Linked DNA regions of Homo sapiens: region 2 is linked to region 1. Evidence: chromatin contacts called from ENCODE Hi-C or POLR2A ChIA-PET data. All regions are on one chromosome and are shown on one strand. The core of a region is the stretch at or near the end of the contact, and the rest is flanking DNA. Distances in the headings are between cores, read along the strand shown. Region 1 overlaps LOC105370866 (a long non-coding RNA gene). Region 2 overlaps SMAD3 (SMAD family member 3).

Region 1 (6,471 bases), core at 1,402-3,901:
TAATATGAAAAAAAGGAAAAACATTGAAAGCTACTAAGAAAAAAAAGTAATCCTATCATCAAAAGTAAATACTGCTCACATTTTTTAGATGTTTTTCCTTTTGCATATAGGTGTTCAAGGAACTGGGTTAATACTGTGCATACAGTTTTGTGTCTTTGTTTTTTTCAATTAACATTTTATTGTAAGCATTTCTACATATCATCACAGATTCCTTAAAAATGTTTATTGTGTCATGACAATATTCCAAAGTATGGATATACTATAATTTATCCTTCTATTATAGGAAATTTAGCTTATTTTCTTTCTTTTTTTTTTACTATTATACTTAACCCTGTGAAGAACATTCTTATATATAATTCTTTGCTTCCATCTTTGATTATGCCCCTAGGATATATTCTAAGGAGTGGAACTACAGGACTGTGTAGGTTATTTTTCACTCCTGCCCCCACCCCTACCGCAATCTCTGTCTTTCTTCATTCCAAAGAATTGCATCTCCAGCATTCCTTGCCCCTTGGCTTCCTTGGGATTTATTCAGGGGTGGCACCAGCCGGAGATCACGTATGCTAGAAGAGAGAGAAGTCAGGGTATTTCCTCCTTACTCTCTTCCTGCTTTGAGCCAGCTAGCTGCTTACCCCTCCCCACCCCCAACCTAGTCTCCTTTCTTGGGGTTGGATCCCTCCTCCACCATTCCCTGCTCTTACTGGATTCTGTAAGATTATTTCCTCCCTCTGTTCCTTTATCCCTAGGATAAGGAAATGTTGCTTCCCACTGTTGCTTTTCTCTTGGTGCCTTAACATCCCTGTTTACCCCTTAGCCCAGCCTACCTGTCTGTAAGTAGTTCTTTTATTAAAGTCTCTTCATTGCCAGGCACAATGCTCACACCTGTAATCCCAGCACTTTGGGAGACCAAGACAGGCGGATCACTTGAGGTCAGGAGTTTGAGACCAGCCTGGCCAACATGGTGAAACCCCCTTTCTGCTAAAAATACAAAAATTATCCTGGGGGTGGTGGTGGGTGCCTGTAAACCCAGCTACTCAGGAAGCTGAGGCAGGAGAATCGCTTGAACCCGGGAGGCAGAAGTTGCAGTGAGCCTAGGTTGTGCCACTGCACTCCAGCCTGGGTAATGGAGTGAGAGCCTGTCCCCCAACAAAAAAAAAAAAAAAAAGAGTCTCTTCATTTGAACCATCCTGACTCAAATCGTTTTCCTTTTTCTTTTTTTTTTTTCTTTTGACAGGCTCACTGCAACCTCTGTGTCCTGGGTTTAAGTGATCCTTCCACCTCAGCCTCCCGAGTAGCTGAGACTACAGGTGTGTGCCACCATGCCTGGCTAATTTTTGTATTTTTAGTAGAGATGGGTTTTTACCATGTGATATAGTTAGGCTTTGTGTCCCTACCCAAATCTCATCTTGAATTGTAATCCCCATAATCCCCATGTGTCAAGGGAGAGACCAGGTGGAGGTTAATTGAATCATGGGGGCAGTTTCCCACCTGCTATTCTCGTGATAGTGAGTTCTCACGAGATCTGATGGTTTTATAAGGGGCTCTTCCCCCGTCACTCAGCACTTCTCCTTCTGCCGCCACATGAAGAAGGTGCCTTGCTTATCCTTTGCCTTATGCCATGATTGTAAGTTTCCTGAGGCCTCCCCAGCCATGCTGAACTGTGAGTCAATTAAACCTCTTTCCTTTATAAATTACCCAGTCTTGGGCAGTTCTTTATAGCAGTATGAAAACAGACTAATACACCATGTTGCTCAGGCTGGTCCTGAACTCCTGGGCTCAAGCAATTCACTCATCTTGGCCTCCCAGAGTGCTGGGATTGTAGGCATGAGCCACTGCTCCTGGCTGAAATCCTTTTTCTTTTGGGATCCTGACAGACACAGCATTAAAGAGTACTTTTGAAATACATTTTAAAATACATTCTTGATAGATACTGTCAAATTGTATTGCAGAAAGGTCATATCAGTTTACACTCCCATTAGTAGAGTATGAAAGCCTGATGAGATGGGCTCTTGAGGTTGCAATAAACTTTTGAAGGCACTCAGTTTCCTGTTTGTTATCTAGTGCCTTCCGCTCTGATGTCACTCATATACAGAAGGTTCGGCATGGGCCATCTAAAGAAAAGTCATTCATGACACAGGTGAAAATATTGAGATAAGCAGTATTATATTATTTACAAACCTGAAATTCTAAGTGCAAGAAGAGACCCTGGATTGTGTTGTGAAAACAAGTCTTTTTGATTGATGTATAGGGAAGAACACATTCTGGCTGGGCATACAAATAGTGTGGTGTGGCTAGGGAATGTCAGCTCACATGCAGGTTACAGCATAAACATTAACCTAGGAAACCAATGGGGATGCAGTGCTGTTACCCTTAAGGTCTTAGTACTCATGTTGTGGAAGAATTCCTACTTCATCTTCCTAGTCCTGACTTTAAGAGAACAGTTTTTAGGTACATGGATTATGAGAAGCAGAAAGAATCCACAAAGACATCTTTGTGGACATTCCCTGCTTCTACTCAAATGAGAGGTAACCACTGGCATTTTAATCAATGATTGCTAGGACGGGGCTGAGATTTTAGCTAAGTGATTCCCATGTTTATCCTATAGCTGACTGGTAACACAGGTAGAAACATTGTGCTTTTCCATTTTCTTACAAAATAACGAGACACCTAGTGGGCACAACATGAAAATACCGTCATGGGAGTTGGTGAATTCAGTCAATACCCAGGTGAATGATATTTAGTAACTGCTCCAATGTTTAATTCTACAAAAGTAGTTTGGGCCAGGCATGGAGGCTCATGCCTGTAATTCCAGCACTTTAGGAGGCTTAGGCTGGTGGATTGCCTGAGCTCAGGAATTCAAGGCCAGCCTAGGCAACATGACGAAACCCTGTCTCTATAAAAAATGCAAAAATGTGTTGGGCGTGGTGACTTGCGCCTGTAGTCCCAACTACCTGGGAGGCTGAGGTGGGAGGATCACCTGAGCCTGGGGAAGTTGAGGCTGCAGTGAGCCTAGATCACACCACTGCACTCCAGTCTGGGTGACAAAGCGAGACCTAGTCCTCTTAGAGAAATACCCAGGTCCAGAAATCAGACCAACCATTGACTCATACTGGATAATTAAAATATACTTATTGTCATATATTTTAAAGCACTCATAGTTTTCAAAGTTCTTTCAACACAAAGTTTCTTTCCATAACACTAAGAACATACAATAGTCTCCCCCACTGGGCTGTGGGCTCCCTTAGAAAAGGGGCCACACCAGTTTCCTCCCAGCACAAGCCTAGTGTGTAGTACATAAAGAATACATAAAGAATAGGGGCTTTGGTAGCCCCTATTTGGTAGTTTGATGACTGAACTACCCTAGCAAGTGGGATAATTTCTGTTTTTTTTCTAGGTGAGAAAACAAAAAATCAGGCCGGGCACAGTGGCTCATGCCTGTAATCTCAGCACTTTGGGAATCTGAGGTCGATGGATCACTTGAGGCCGGAAGTTCGAGACCAGCCTGGCCAAGAGAGCGAAACCTCGTCTCTACTAAAAATATAAAAATTAGCCAGGCATGGTGATGCATGCCTGTAATGCTAGCTACTCAAGAGGCTGAGACATGAGAATCACTTGAACCTGGGAGGCAGAGGTTGCAGTGAGCCAAGATTGCGCCACTGCACTCCAGCCTGGGCCACAGAGCGAGACTCTGTCTCAAAAAACAAAACCAAAAAACAAAGAGTAGAGAGAGTTGTCCTCCAGTTAAATAAGTATAAAAGCCAACCATGAACCACACCCTATATACCTTGACCTTTGCCCATGCCCAAACAGACCTTTTGGGAAAGCCTCCTTGCTGACATAAATGCCTACTGGCCTTCCCCTCTGTTTTGAGTTACCAGCATCCATCTTTATTCCATCACCAGGGACCCTTTTGGAAGGTCATAGTATCTAAGTCAGGAGTGATCAATCCACGAACCAAGTGAGGCCCCAGTGGGAGGCCTTCCTCAGAGGATCTTCCATGTTAGATCACCTGATATCATACTCTACTTTCATCTCATGATGGGGTTAATGCATTTCTATCCTCATAGATCACATGCTCAATTAAGTATCTGGAGAGTAGATGGAGTAATAACATACTTATGTTACCAAGGTTCAGCCAAGGGACTTATAAATCCCAAGGCATCCCTGGCCAGACTTTGTCTTTGGAAAGTACATTATAAAGAGTTTTCATCACATAGCATGTAAAAGGGTCACAAATCCTGGGAGGTTACCTGGGCCAATGTTTCTCAAATTGGGGTTCAGGGACCCTTGAGAGTTCTACTGATGAGTTCTTAGGGCCTTGACATTATCTACAAGTATATTTTAGATTTCCCTCAATGATTATCTACAATTAACCTACACTTCTGGACCACCTGGCTAGCCACCACATAAGTGAATCTTGACACAAGGTTTCATTGTTCTGCACAAACTATTTAACATATTCTAATACCCAGTAATCAACTAAAATAATATGTAACTTTTAAAATTAAAATAATATGTAACTTTTAAAAGTTAGATATGGACTGAGGGTACAGTGGCTCACAGCTGTAATCCCAGCACTCTGGGAGGCTGAGGCGGGCGGATTACTTGAATCCAGGAGTTCGAGATCAGCCTGGGCAACATGGTGAAACCCCATCTCTACTAAAAAAAAAAAAAAATACAAAAAATTAGCCAGGCATTGTGTCATGCTCCTGTAGTCCCAGCTACTTGGGAGGCTGAGGTGGGAGAATCACCTGAGCCCAAAAAGTTGAGGCTGCAGTGAGCCAAGATGGCACCACTGCACTCCAGCCTGGGCAACCAGAGTGAGACTCTGTCTCAATCAATCAATCAAATCAAATAAAATGTAGATGTAATTCATATGCCATAAATGCATCCTTTTAAAGTATACAATTTAGTGTTTTTTGGTATACTCATAAGGTTGTGCAACCATCACTGCTACATAATTTCAGAGCATTTTCATCACCCCCCACACCTCAAAAAACCCCAAACCCATTAGCAGTCCATTTCCCTCTCTCCCCAACCCCTGGCAACCACTAATCTACTCTCTGTCTCTTTGGATTTGCCTATTCTGGACATTTTATATAACTGGAATCATATGACATGTGGTCTTTGTGTCTGGCTTCTTTCATTTAGCATGTTTTCGATATTCATCCATGTTGTAGCACGTACCAGCACTTCATTCCTTTTCGTTGCCATTGTATCCCATTGTTTATCCACCAATCAGTCAATGGACATTTGGGTTGTTTTCACTTTCTGGCCATTGTGAATAATACTGGTATGAAAAACTTGTAATTCCGGGCTGGGCACGGTGGCTCACGCCTGTAATCCCAGCACTTTGGGAGGCTGAGGCGGGCGGATTACAAGGTCAGGAGATTGAGACCATCCTGGTTAACATGGTGAAACCCTGTCTCTACTAAAAATACAAAAAATTAGCCGGGCGTGGTGGCGGGTGCCTGTAGTCCCAGCTACTCGGGAGACTGAGGCAGGAGAATGGCGTGAACATGGGAGGCGGAGCTTGCAGTGAGCTGAGATCATGCCACTGCACTCCAGCCTGGGCAACAGAGCAAGACTCTGTCTCAAAAAAAAAAAAAAAAAAAAGAAAAGAAAAACTTGTAATTCCGACTTAAAAAACTGGGGTCTACAGGTCTTCAGATATGTTCTTGGGGCTCTGTGACTTCTCAAATTTGAGAAATACTGAATCAGACTACATCGCTTAATAAAGAAAAAAATTGATCAGGTCCCACTCACAGTTAATGGAAGCTTCTATGACTAGATTTGTAGCACAAGCTGCTGTCTTTCTTATCTATAAGGAGTGGACATCTTGTTTTAGGGCCTTCCCAAATCATCTGTTCAATTCTTTCCAGGAGAGGGCTGCAATTAGCAGTATGGTTAACATTTAACTAATAATACTGACGTATGTTGGTTTAGCCCAGATGCTGGCAGCTTTTAATTCTCCAAACTCCTGGCCTGAATACTGATCATGTTTCCTCAGGCTAAAAGCCAGCAAAAAGAATCACCTGGCCAAACATCCCCTTTCAGTCTGCTTTCCTTAGAATGGCCTCCCAGGGGAGCTCTCTGGGCAAACAAAGCTGTTGACCTAGTTTGAAGGCCTGGAAAATTATCATGTGAGTCACTGGGACAACAGAGCAAAGTGCCAGGCCCCTGAGAAACTGTAAGCACAGGTTTCCGATGTCATCTATGTCCTCATAGGCTGAGAGAGGAGTCCCATAGCGGCCTGCCACTTTTCACCCAGCTGCTCCTTCAAGTGGTTTCCAAGCTCCTTGGCCCTGTGCATGGTGCCGCAGGGGCCCATTCCTGTTTTCCTCCCAGCGGGCTCTGAAAACAGCAACTCAGAGAGTGACAGCTCAGTTGTAGGAAACCAAAACAAAACCGGATACTTAGCGGAAGTCCTGTGGTGTTGTTTGGAGCAAGGCCACAAGCCCTCTCTGGGAA
Region 2 (6,471 bases), core at 2,670-5,169, 1.3 Mb after region 1:
TGAACTGCATATTGGAGGGATCTAGGTTGCACACTCCATATCAGAATCTAATGCCTGATGATCTGAGGTGGAACAGTTTCGTCCTGAAACATCCCCCCCAACCCTCATCTCTGGTGCCAAAAAGATTGGGGACCACTGCCCTACACAGAGAAAGAGAATTTGCACGTAGCAACTTAGGCAAAGTATTCAAGGAAAGTGCCAGGGGACAGGAAGGACACCATGGGCTGGTGGCCTGTTCAGTAACAGCTTCAGGGTATCAGTTCAGAAGGCCTAGGCCTGCTTTGGTTGGGGTGGTGTATGTGTAAAAGCAGCATTCTGTCTAATCACAGGTTCTGCCTGAAAGGCAGACACTTTTAACCCTTCGGTGGACAGGGTTGGTGATAGCTAGTGGGGGGTATGAGGTGGGGGTGAGGAGGTGGTGGTGGGCAGCAATTGCAGAGGCCAGAGATCTTGGCTGTGTTCTACCTGCCACGCTGGGAATGCTAAGTACTTCTCAAGCCTTCAAGCAACTGAGACTTTCTGCTCGGGGAATCCCCAAGGATTTGGGGAGGCTGGAATTGAGCAAGCTCTTGAATGCATGCATGGATTCATGCAGTCACTCACTCCACAAATATTCACGTGCTTTGGGCCAGAATGATTTCGGCAGGAATATCTTGTCCTACATGCTATTGCCATGTTCTCTGAGGACCCGCGGCTTCGCATGTGTAAATCTCCCTCCAGAGTACTCGGCAGATTCCCGAAGCTGACTGAGGCTCAGGGAGTGTCAGTCCCTTGCCACAGGTCACATAGTACTGAATGGAAGATATGGGACCTCAGAACCAAGAGGCTTTGACTCATTTGTCCCTCTTTCTGTCTGTTTTGCCATCAGCCAGGAGATAGTCGTTGAGTTGTTTCTATTTGCCAGGCATCGAGCTGTGTTCTCGGGTTTCATTGTTGTTGTTTTCATTTTGAGTGTGTTTGTTTTGTTTTACTTTTAGGAGCAATCACAGTGCTCCTGTTGCTGAATGGTGGCTGATGTCTGTTGCATGCCAAGCACTGCGCAGGGTGCTGGTCACAGTTTGCTCCAGGGATTCCTCCCAGTCCCGCTGTAAAGAGGAGGAAACTGATGCTCAGAGACTTGGACCTTTCTGAACATCATGAAGCTAGGGATTTCAGTCCCAGCCTCTCTCTCGAGAGCCCTAACTTAGCCACTATACCTCACTGCCTCTCTGTGACCAGGGTTGAGTCCTGGTCCTCAAATGAAGCCCGATTTGCCAGAACCTTCTTTTGAGGCCTTACCTGGTCTTCAGTTTTACCACGTGTTAATTGGGGGCAGGGCAGCCAGTCCATCCTCTTCTGCAGAAATCACCCTGTCCAGGAGATGGGTGCTTCTTCAGGACACTACCTGGCTAAGAACACTGCATTAACAGGAGATAGAGATCCAGTGTGTGTGAACCTTGTGAAAACATCTCTGTCTGTTCCTCCAATCTCCCCCTTCTGTCTTATCATGCAGGGCAAGCTCAGGTTGTTGTCCTGTCTCTGTTGGGAGGACCCTTGAGTGGTATCTCCTATGCCCAAGCAGACCTGCAGAGAACCCTGTCCAAACTGATGGTCATCTGAGACATGGAACTTCATGATAGGAAGGTGTCTTGGAGGATAACTAGCAAGTCTTTCACTTTATAGAGGGGGAAACTGAGTCCTCAGCGATCAGCCACATAGATTCTGTGTTGTAGAGACCTGAGGATGTGTCTCATCTCCTTATCTGAACAGCAAGTTCCCATGCTGCGAACGTCTCACCCTGACCCTCACCGTATTTTTTAGGAAGTGAATGGGGCTTTGAGAAGGACAACCTCACTGTTTTGCCCATTTCTGAGATGGAAAATCAAGGAACATTGCCCCATCTCCACCCCGGGAATCTATATGCCCCTCCCATAGGCAAGATGGAAGCTAGACCAGAATGTGCAGCTTGTGCTTCTTGCGGGAATGGTGAGGACAGATGAGGGCAGGGAGACAGCATTCCTAAACCCAGCCTTTTGACCCAAGAGGCAGGGACTCCAAGGCTGTAGAATGGGAGGAATTGTGGGAGGAAAAGCACTGGGCAGAAGGTCTCAGTCAAATGCACCTGCAGTTATTAGCTATGTGACTTGGGCATAATGCCACCTGTGAGCCCCCATTTTCCTCACTAGGACAGTGAACTCACCAATAGGTTTGAGTTGTTGCCCTCCCAGAACTGTTGCATGAATTGAATGAGGTGCCTTGCTTAACTGTACTGAATACTGGGGAAGCCTGCTTAAATGGATGACAGGCTTTTTATCATTAGCAAGCTGCCGCACTCCCCACTCATCACTCCAAGGCAGACCATTGCATTTTCTTTCATTCTGATAAACTCCTTGAGTTGAACAGAAATCAGACTCCCCGTAACTTCTGCTCCACAGTTTAAAACAGCCCACCATGAAGCCTTATGTCCTTCAGGACATTCTGCCCTGTTCACTTGGATTTCTCTCCTCCCTGCAAAGCATCATCAGCTTCCTCCTCTGACCCATGTTTTGCACTTCCTTGCTTGTCACTCCTCTTTAAACACTTGTCCAAACTGTTTGTGGCCCGTCCTGTATTACGCCCAGGGCAGATGCAGTAGCCCAGCCCAAGCAGCAGAGACCATGGCCTCCCTGATGTGGGGTCTGTGCCTCTTCTCCAGGCAAGTGGCTGTGACAGTCTAACTTTATGGAAGGGTGAACTCAATGACATTGGCTGAACTGCTGGTGAACACGGGAAAAGCCCTTCTGGACCTCTTATCTCTCTCTCCTGGCCAGAGGAAAACCATGTCCCATTTGTCCTGTTTGAGCACTATCAGGCCTATAGCCATAATCTTTTACACCGTAACATAACTTTGCCAATGCCAATATTATATGCCCTTTTTTTTTTTCTAGAAAAACTTAATTGGGATTTTAAATGCATTTGGGGGATGGGCTGCGTTTCTGTTTGCCTCTAAAAACAATGAGAAGGCAAACAAAGTATGATCCTATCGCCAGAAAAATGGAGCCAAATCTGAAATTAATTTACAAAGTCATTAGTATTTTCCATTTGTGACCCCCAAAATGAATGTAGGTGTAGTTCCTTGCAATTAACTGCAAATTAGGAAAGGGTTGGGAGGATGTTTCAGGGACCAACACACAGAACTGTAGCAGAAGCAGATGGGGGAATGGAACCAAGAATTGCCTTGGTTTTCACTCAAGGCCGTGGTTTGGGAGAGTAGTGCCGACTCAAATATTCCCCAGAAGAGAGCACTTTTTCAACAGTCTGAAAAGTGGCAGGGACCTTTGGAATGATCTGTTTTAACCTTTTCATTTTCTGAATGAGGCAACTGAGAGATTCAGGAAGGGTAAGCGACTTGCCTAAAGTCACATAGCCAGGAAGGTCAGAACCAGGACCAGAGCTCTGCTTCTGACTCCCTGGCCAGTGCTCCAGCTGCCACTGCCCCCCTCTCTCCTGGGTGCTTGTCTGCTTGTGCCTTTAATGTTCAGCACTTGAGATATTTTCACGTTTAGCACCTTCACGTTTAGCAGTACTCCTCATTAGAGGAAAATGGGATGATGTGGGCAGAGTCACCCACAGAGTCACTCCAGGTTTCAGATGTGCTGGTGCTTACCGAGTGCCACAGGGAGAAAGTGGTGGTTTCTCCCTTCCCTTAAGAAACCTGGTTATTTCCAAGGCTCAACCCCTGCAACGCCCCACCAAGCCAGTCACCCACCACTGCACATTGAGAATCTGCTGCTCTGTGAATGAAATTGGCCTGGGGTTAATGAGTGGTGAATGTGTGTCAGTGTTTGGTATTTGCAGCAGGAGCTCTTCTGCGATTCCCTAAGCTCAGATGAACGGGGCCTTTAAGATGCCATCCAGCCATCGGAGAGATGCAGGAAAGGCCTTTTGAAATGCTGTTTCCCCTGACCTATTTGAGGTGAGGCCCTGTGATGTCATTTCCCCAGTGGTGTGTGTGAGAGAGCAAGCAGCACTAAGAAAAGCCACTGCTGAGAGTTCACAGTCCTTGCTTCAGTGTTGTCTTACGCTCGGGGTGCCTTAAAGGGCTTACAGCGACCCTACCTCCAGCTTCTCCAGCTCCCTTTCCTTGGCAAACACTTGACCCATCCCAGCCCCTTGGGCTTTCTTTCCTCCTCCTCTGCTACCACATACTGTGGGTGTTGGGAAATTACTAAAGGCGCGACTCTGGCTCTCAAAGACTCTGAAGTCCAGGATCGAGAAGAACTGTGTTTACACGGAGTTGTCAAGGATCATTCTGCCAATGATAACCTATTATCGTGCAACTCTGTGCCAGGTCCTGCTCTGGGAGCTTTATGTGTGCTGTTGCCCCTCACACTCACGGCAGAGGTGAGACAGAATGCTGAGAGATTTCTGCAGACAAGGAATCTGAGGTTTAAAGAGGCAATGTTTGATGAGCCACTGAGGGGTGGGGCTGGGATTGGAACCGAAGCTGGCTGCCCTTCAGCCCCCAGGGTCCTGCTGGGGAGATGTACCCAGGGGGTCCTGTGCTGGGAGAGTGGAAGCAGGGGTGTCACTGGGGGCTTTGTCCTGGGAGCTGGGCAGGTGCTAGGGACAGAGCTGGCCTGGTTTTGGAGCCACAGGAGAGAAGATGGCCGGGAAGAGCTGTGTTTGGAAGGTTCCTTTCTGTGCCAGGGGTCAGCAATCTGGGTTCTAGCACTGAGAGGGGCAAAACGTGGGTTTGTAGGGGAGAGAGGGTGACCCCCAGTGAGGGTAAGAAAGATAAGCTCCAGTGAGCTCTTCTCACCCTGGGTCCCAGCCTGTACCAAAAATCCAGGGGCAGCCCCCGGGCCCAGCCTGCCCCCTTCACAGTCCCCTGACTGCTTGAGGCTGTGGGCCAGTGGCTTTGCCCCTTGGAAGCTTGGTTTCCTCATCTGGGACAGAAAGGGGTCAAAACACCCTTTTTCATTGTTAAGATTAGATAATTTGAGAGCCAAAACTTCTTGCAGGGTGCCTGGTACCAAGTAGGCCCTCTCTAAATAAATAAATGATAGTTTTCATTTTCCCTTCCACTTAATTGTTTTTTTTTAAAAAAAACTTTTCTTCCCTGTAATAACAAATTTCAGAAGACAAGTTAATACATTGCTGTGTATACTCTCAGGCCAAGAATTTCCTCAGTGTTTACATACCAGAGCAGTACTTTGAACTTTGATTTTCTCCTCTGCCTCTGTGCTGGTTCAGACACCCTCTCTAAGATGCCAGAAGCATTGCCCTGCCTTGGCCTGTTGGTGGTGGGGTATGTGTGTGTGTTTTCATCGTATTATAAAAACGTGAAACATTTGAATTACGGGCAAGTGGTATTCTACCAGATTTAATAAACGTTAATATTTTCCATATTCACATCAGGTATTTGTAACATCTCTTTCTTTACTAAAAATAAAAACCTTCTGCTGAAGACCTCCTGTTACTCCAACCCCTTCCCCCTTCTTCTCGCTCCCGTTTCACAGGTGTTTACTCTCTTTTAAATTGGTGTGTGTCCTTCCCAGCTAGAATTTTGTAGTGTATTATTTGTAAAGCCAAATAACCCCACTGCAATGTGTTTGAACCACCAAAGCAAATGATCACCTTTTGGGAAAAGAAGGCTGAATATCCAAGGCCAGATCAGTGATTCAAGATCACAGAACAAACCTAACTGCTCTCAAATTGAAATCTCAAAATTATAAATTCATTGCCTTTGACTTAAAACTTGGAACTTTCAACCCTGCATAATTGCAGATACATTAAAGATTGTGCCATCTTGAGCTCCCAGGGTCATCTGAACCTTTCATGTGAGGAAACACATCCCAGAGTCAGTCATTCTTTTTTTTTTTTTTTTCTTTTCGAGTTGGAGTCTTGCTCTGTCACCCAGGCTGGAGTGCAGTGGTGCAATCTCGGCTCACTGCAACCTCCGCCTTCCGGATTCAAGCAATTCTGCTTCAGCCTCCTGAGTAGCTGGTATTACAGGCGTGCACCACCACACCTGGCTAATTTTTGTATTTTTTAGTAGAGACAGGGTTTCGCCATGTTGGCCAGGCTGGTCTCGAACTCCTGACCTCAGGTGATCTGCCCACCTCAGCCTCCCAAAGTACTGGGATTATAGGCATGAGCCACTGCACCCGGCCCAGAGTCAGTTATTCTTAGAGCAGGTGTTTTGGCTTTTGTCTTTAATGCTTCCCTCCCCACTTTAACATAACTGTAATATATAATTATTGTGGAAAATTTAGAACACATGGAGAAGTAAAGAGTGAAATTGCTGACTGCCCTATTACCCCAACCTCCACCCTATAGAGATATTTTCTCCCCATCCCCCCAAGGGCAGAGGATGGAGATCCCTGGGCTTCTCCAGGTGGGGAGTGGTACCATGGTCTCTTCAGGTTTCGTAGCAGACAGGCCCCATTGACCATAGGATATGTGTCCCCAAGGTGGTTAGAGGCCATCACCTGCCTGAGGTCAGCTCAA

What was found. A loop is a pair of places that touch in the nucleus more often than their neighbours do. ChIA-PET counts read pairs that join two places held with the same protein, here RNA polymerase II (POLR2A).
Region 2: a map of heart right ventricle shows a loop between it and region 1 (24-fold over the local background). The contact joins two enhancer-like sites. A Hi-C loop is called at or near these places in 1 of 168 maps with a recorded cell type or tissue (heart right ventricle). POLR2A ChIA-PET finds 5 or more read pairs at or near these places in 2 of 52 experiments (PC-3 and activated naive CD4-positive, alpha-beta T cell).

The regions. Positions count from the first base shown.
Region 1 is chr15:65,826,705-65,833,175 of GRCh38, forward strand. The region is part of intron 1 of LOC105370866 (a long non-coding RNA gene); the gene reads left to right. Among named protein-coding and RNA genes, the nearest start is that of DENND4A, 38 kb to the left of the region's middle. RefSeq lists an enhancer at 5,642-6,372. Within about 2 kb of position 2,652, at least 3 of the 41 ENCODE cell types and tissues checked have a DNase peak (open chromatin) inside an H3K27ac peak, as active enhancers do.
Region 2 is chr15:67,130,497-67,136,967 of GRCh38, forward strand. All of the region lies in intron 1 of SMAD3 (SMAD family member 3), which reads left to right. Among named protein-coding and RNA genes, the nearest start is that of SMAD3-AS1, 13 kb to the right of the region's middle. RefSeq lists an enhancer at 5,085-5,229 and a cis regulatory region at 5,152-5,163. Within about 2 kb of position 3,920, at least 22 of the 41 ENCODE cell types and tissues checked have a DNase peak (open chromatin) inside an H3K27ac peak, as active enhancers do.